2 separate regions of the Homo sapiens genome follow, and region 2 is linked to region 1. Evidence: read pairs that join two places in POLR2A ChIA-PET (ENCODE). Cell type or tissue: Panc1. All regions are shown on one strand. Links, peaks and the distances in the headings refer to the core of each region. The heading gives the core; the rest is flanking DNA. Region 1 has its middle 260 kb from the start of OR4E1. Region 2 holds the start of SALL2 (spalt like transcription factor 2).

Region 1 (2,921 bases), core at 125-2,624:
ATATTCTGGATATTGATCTTTTGTCGGATATATGATTTGATATTTTTTTTTCCATTCCATGGGTTGTTTATCCACTCTGTCACTCCATTAATTGTGCCCTTTGATGCACAGTAGTTTTTAATTTTGATGTAGTCAAGTTTATCTAAGTTTTCTTTTGCATCCTATGCTTTTGGTATTATAGCCAAGAAATTATTGCCAATTCCATGCTTTCTGAAGGCTGAAAAAAAAGAAAAAAAGAAAAAGAAATTATTGCCAAATCTAAATCGCGATGCTTTTCCTGTAAGATAAGAGTGCAGTTTCACTCTTTTGCATGTGGATATCCAGTTTTTCCCAACACTGTTTGTTGAAAAGACTTTCCTTTCACCCTTAAACAGTCTTAGGACCCTTTCCTAAAATAATTTGGTTGTAAATGTGAAGGTTTAATTTTGGGCTCTCTATTGTATTGCATTGGTCTATATGACTGTCATTATGCAAGCACCACACAGCTTTTGCTATATTACTGTAGCTTTGTAATCAGCTTTGAAATCAGGAAGTGTTAGACCTTCCAAACTTGTTCCTTTTCAAGATTATTTTGGCTATTTGGGGTTTCACAAGCTGCCATATGAACTTTTGGATGGATTTTTCTATTACTGCAAAAACACTATTGGGATTTTGATAGGGATTGAATTGAATCTGTAGATTGCTTTTGGTAGCATCGACATTTTAATGATGTTAAATTCTCCAATCCATAAATATCAGATGTCTTTCAACTTATTTGTGCCTTATTTAATTTATTTCAGCAACATTTTTGTTTTCATTGTGCAAGTCTTTAGCATTGTTGTTTAAGTTTATTCCTAAGTATTTTATTCTTTTTGATGCTATTGCAAATGGAATTATTTTCTTAATTTCCAAAGTGTTCATTGTTAGTTTATAGAAATGCAATTGATTTTTGTGTGCTGTTTCTGTATCCTTCAAGTTTGTTGAATTCATTTATTAGTTCTAACTACAAGCATATTTAATGGTGGAATTTCAGGTGTTGTGACAGCAGATTGGAGAACAGGACATTTGTCTCATGTCCCTCAGGATAACTCATGTAGGCTGCAAAACTTCAAGCATACATAGAAGCATCAACTTCATAATGTAATCATTTTATATCTTTAATACATCAGGCCCTTCAAAATTTAGTTTAAATGTTGAGAAGTCAAAGAATGATGTCCTTCTAAGAATAAATATTCTAACACATGATGATGTGCTGAACAAGATGAAGAATTTGTATTTGGATACATATTTTTAAAGCAATGTTTAGTTAGTAATTGAAAATACTAAACCAGGAGAAAATAATGTGCACTCTGGTTTCCATACTAGAGAGATATAGAAGCAGAAAGTTTTACCTCAGTCCACAGATCTAGTAAATAAACATCCAACACTTAAACTTGGGTCATTTGACTCCAATTGATGAATTTTCAGCAAACAATGAAATATAAAAGTAAGCCAATTCAATATACAACTCCAGAAGTTATAAAATTAACAGTAAAATAAAATGGTTGAGAGTAGATTGAAGGAATTAAAAATAAAAGCAAGAAATTAATGGCTCAAAGGAAAATAACAAAATCAATGATAAAACCACAACATGATATTTTGAAAATAATTACAATACTAACATGATCCAGAAAAAAAAAGTGAGAAGGGACAAATGCATGCACAAAAAAAAACAACATAATTAAGTTGAATTTATTTTGGGAATGTAAAGATGATTTAATACTTGAAAATCTATTAATATAATGCTTGAAATTAACAAACTTTAAGAAGGCCAAAGATGTTCTAATGCCTGGTTTGGTGGATTGTTTCATTTGGATCTAGGATGATTCACTGTACCTGTGCATTTGTGCAAGCTCATTTAATTTGGTTGGCTCTTAAAAATATTCGGATTCTTTCTCTTAATTTGACCCCAATTATAGATATAGTGTTATTGTTCTTAAATTTCTTGTTGCATTTAGATTATTTCTATGAAGAAAGGGGAAAATGATAAATTTATTCAATCATATTTATGACAAAGTTTTGGCTTCCATATTATTGTTTTTGTATTTTTCTTTTATTGTGAAGTGTACCAAGTTTTATTTTAGAAATTGCTGGACCAGTAAATATTGTTCAAGTTGATGGGTTGTATAGACTTCAGATTTTTGGAATGTTCTTGAAAATTATTCCCATTTATGTCCTTAAACCTTGCATAATCTTGTGAAATAATGCTTCATAACAATGACTGACTGTGCACAGATTAAACAATGCTTTAAATAATGTTAGTCATTAGGAAGAATTAAGCTATGATCCTGTATGTGAGAAATTTTCATACTGGTTAATTTGAACAACTATGCTTTAGACTCCTTTATCACAAGCAAGTTTCCAGGAACAGAAAGAGAGTGGTCACTGGCCATGAATAAAGTTCCAGTACTCTGGTGGTTCACAGAAGTTTAGGAACTTTTTCAGCCTTGCTACCATGCATTGCTCATCAGGTGTTTAATAATTGGTCTGAAAGGAATGCTTATGCCACTACCTGGTGGTCAGCTCCTAAACTGCAGTTTATTCATCCTTTAAAATATGTTTTCTTTCCTCTTTTAGTCAAAGAATGAGACCTGAAATTATTTAATTATTTTAAAAAATTTCATTTGGATAAATAGAGCACCTATTAACTTGCTGTCTTAAAATATTTCAAGGGCTTGGGAAAAAGTCACGTTGGTGTCTTCTAACTTCTCTCTGAAATTTCTCTGAAAGCAATTTATACTGGAAAAAATAGGGAACACATGTTTTGCTATTAATGAGATTTATGTTCAAAACTATTAACTTTGCCATGTACTTACTTGCTGAATACTTTTGTGTTTTGTTACATTTTTTTTGTAAAGTGTGATAGTGATAGCTTCTTTAGTATTTGTTGTGAGAATTCATCA
Region 2 (2,921 bases), core at 234-2,733, 410 kb before region 1:
GTCTAGAGCTCAGGCCTGATCCGTGTGGACAGGAGACAACCCGGCATGGGGCAGGGGGGTGGGGAGGGAGGAGGGGAGGGGGGCAAGAGCATGCTACTCCCCTCCTCAGCCACCCTCCCTTCCCCAGGCCACAAGCGAGTTCACGGAATAGGTGTGGGGACAGGGGCCTACGCAGAGAATCATGCATTTTCTCCCACCCACCGAAAGTCTTCGCCGCCCCTGCGCATCCCCCTCCGCCCCCACCCCTGCCCAGCCCGACCGACCCTACCGCACCTCCGAGCTCTGCCGGCTCCCCGCAGGGCACCCCGAGACGAGAGCTCCTCTCGGATTCGTGCGCCATGGTTGTGGGGGAAGTGGAGGGCCAGGTGGGGTGGGAGACAATGGATATTGGGATTGAGGGAGGCGATGGCCGCTGGGTCTGCGGCAGCCTCTGCACCCAGCGGCCCAGACTGCGGAGATGGAGATCGGCAGCGGCGGGGGCAGGGAGCAGCGGCGGAGGGGGAGGGGAGCGAGGAGGCGGGGAGAAGCTGGAGTGAGAAAGCGGGGAGAGGGGAGATCTGGGAGGAGCTGATGAGGAGGGGAGTTTATGGGGAGGAGCTGCTGGGGAGGGAGGCGGGAGCTAGAGGAGGCGGGAGAAGGGAGCGCTAGCGGGGGCGTGGGGGCGGGAGCTCAGAGCTCGGGAGAGTTTCCGGAGGCGCAGTGACAGGTGCTGTGAAGCACTGCGGGGGTCCACCTTTCCCGGTCCCTGGCCAGCTCCCCCCATCTGCAGATGCCTTTGCCCAGGCCTACCCTCCTCCCCCCGCCCTCCCCTCCTAAGCTCTAGGGGCACAGTGGGAAACGTAGCCCTGCTCAGTGGAGCAAGGCGATAGGCTTCTCTTATTTTTCTTTGGATAAAGGATCCGCTGAGCTTGGAAAAAGTGGATTCCAGAGAGGGTCGTCTGATCTCCTCAGAGGTCTGAGGGCCAGAAGAAGAGGGGGAGATCAGAACATCCACTCCTCACCAGCACACACACCCCAAAATATTCGAAGTTTTGTCTCGTCTTTCTCACTTCCATTCCCACCCTACCCCCATCCCTCTCCACAAAAGAAGTTTCTCAGGGTGGGCGGCTGCAAGGTAGAATTTCCCAGGAAGTCATTTCAGGACTCTCTGCGGAACACTAAGCCCCTTCACTCCCCGCCCCTCCTCCCCCTGAATAATAGCTGAATGCAGGTTACTCCGCAGATCGCCCAGCCTACACAACACCTAATTCATAGAGTCCATGCTTATTTAATAAGCCATCTCCTATTTAGTACCCTCTTCCTCCTCTATTCTCCTCTTGCAACATTCCTCACACCGTCACTATTAAAGACAGTGGGTTTGGGGAGACGCTAGCCTGCAGAGGCCTACGGAGGCCCACCCAGCTCTAACCTGGGGGGGAGGGGAGCCCTCTTGAAACAATGCGGTAGGAACTACCAGGCAGCCCTCAGTGTCTAAAGCCCTTTCAGCCCCAGCCTGATTTGAATGCTTAGAAATAGCTAACACCTGCTCACCATCACAGAGGCAGCCTCCTATTCAGACAGGATAAGTAAGAATAAAATGCCTCCTGGACCAGGTATTCTGGCATTCTCTTTTTTACCTTGAAATGAGTCTTAAAGTGCTTCCCACTTCCTAAAATACTTTCTCTTACATGCAGGAAGTGACCACAAGTCCTTGGTTTTGTGGTTTCCCTGGGCATCAGTAAACCTAAATTGTTTTAATCCCAGTTCTATTCTTGCCTCACTGATAAAACTGAGACATGGTGGTCAGTCACACCATGTTATACCACCGTTTCCCTCTTCATAAAGTGGTAATATTGTAGCTGCAGTATTTTACTCAGAAAAATATTGTGGGGACAAAAAATTGAAAAATTGGACAATATTAATGTGTAAACCAGGTATGGTGGTGCACACTTGTAGCCCCAGCTACTTGGGAGGCTGAGGCAGGAGAATTGCTTTAGTCCAGGAGTTTGAGGCTGCAGTGAGCTGTGATCACACCTGTGAATAACCACTGCCCTCCAGCTTCGGCAACATAGTGAGGCCCCATTACTTTAAAAAAAAAAAAAAGCCGGGCGCGGTGGCTCACTGTAATCCCAGCACTTTGGGAGGTGGGCAGATCACGAGGTCAGAAGTTCCAGACCAGCATGGCCAACATGTTGAAACCCCGTCTCTACTAAAAATACAAAAATTAGCTGGGCATGATGGTACACCTTTAATCCCAGCTACTGGGGCAGCTGAGCCAGGAGAATGGCTTGAACCCAGGAGGTGGAGGTTGCAGGGGGCTGAGATCGTGGCATTGCACTCCAGCCTGGGCAACAAGAGTGAAACTGCGTCTCAAAAAAAAAAAAAAGTCTAAAAAAATTAATATGTACATGTGAGATTTTTAAAGTTTGGGGAGTCCTGAATTTAATCAATGAGATAATTTACATTGTCAGTAGCAAAATAATCGAAGTAACCTTAAATACACATATACTAAAATTAGATCTGTTTTCCATGTTGTTTGTTAATCTTATTAATTTCTGAGGTAAGATATTGGCTAATATCAGCAGCATATTTCAAAGGTAGGAAGTCTTTTATTGCAGTGGGTGGGGGAGCTGAAACAACCTATTTAAAATATTAGTAACATCCACTTTACTTCTCAACATAAATTTTGCCTGTGTTTTTAAACTTAAAACAGTTTACTGAATTATGTTTTGAAACTTCAGATAATAAGGCTCTTAGCATTGTGAGTCATAATTCTGAAATGGACGGGTTCTGTGCTTCCAGGCCTGGACTTACAAATGAGGGAGGGGGGTTCTATTTCAGTTTATGGCAAGTCACAGTTTTGTGCAATGTGGTTTATTTTTACAGATAAGGAAACTGAAGCTTGGAGAGGTTAAGTGACTTTTCCAAGTTCACACAGTAAT

What was found. ChIA-PET counts read pairs that join two places held together with the same protein. Peaks named below come from ENCODE experiments on the same cell type or tissue, not always from the same donor. Only the 100,000 strongest peaks of a DNase experiment are listed, where the experiment ranks them.
Region 2: POLR2A ChIA-PET joins it to region 1 with 16 read pairs; 2 of 35 experiments call an interaction of 5 or more read pairs at or near these places.

The regions. Positions count from the first base shown.
Region 1 is chr14:21,931,357-21,934,277 of GRCh38, forward strand. It overlaps TRA. Among named protein-coding and RNA genes, the nearest start is that of OR4E1, 260 kb to the left of the region's middle. In Panc1, for the core only: no CTCF peak of the experiment used is centred there; no DNase peak of the experiment used is centred there.
Region 2 is chr14:21,525,788-21,528,708 of GRCh38, forward strand. SALL2 (spalt like transcription factor 2) reads right to left here and starts at 559. Exons shown (of 2, transcript NM_001364564.1): 1 at 274-559. The coding sequence starts at 340. RefSeq lists enhancers at 150-977, 978-1,805 and a silencer at 437-496. In Panc1, for the core only: no CTCF peak of the experiment used is centred there; no DNase peak of the experiment used is centred there; H3K4me3 peaks cover 855 bases.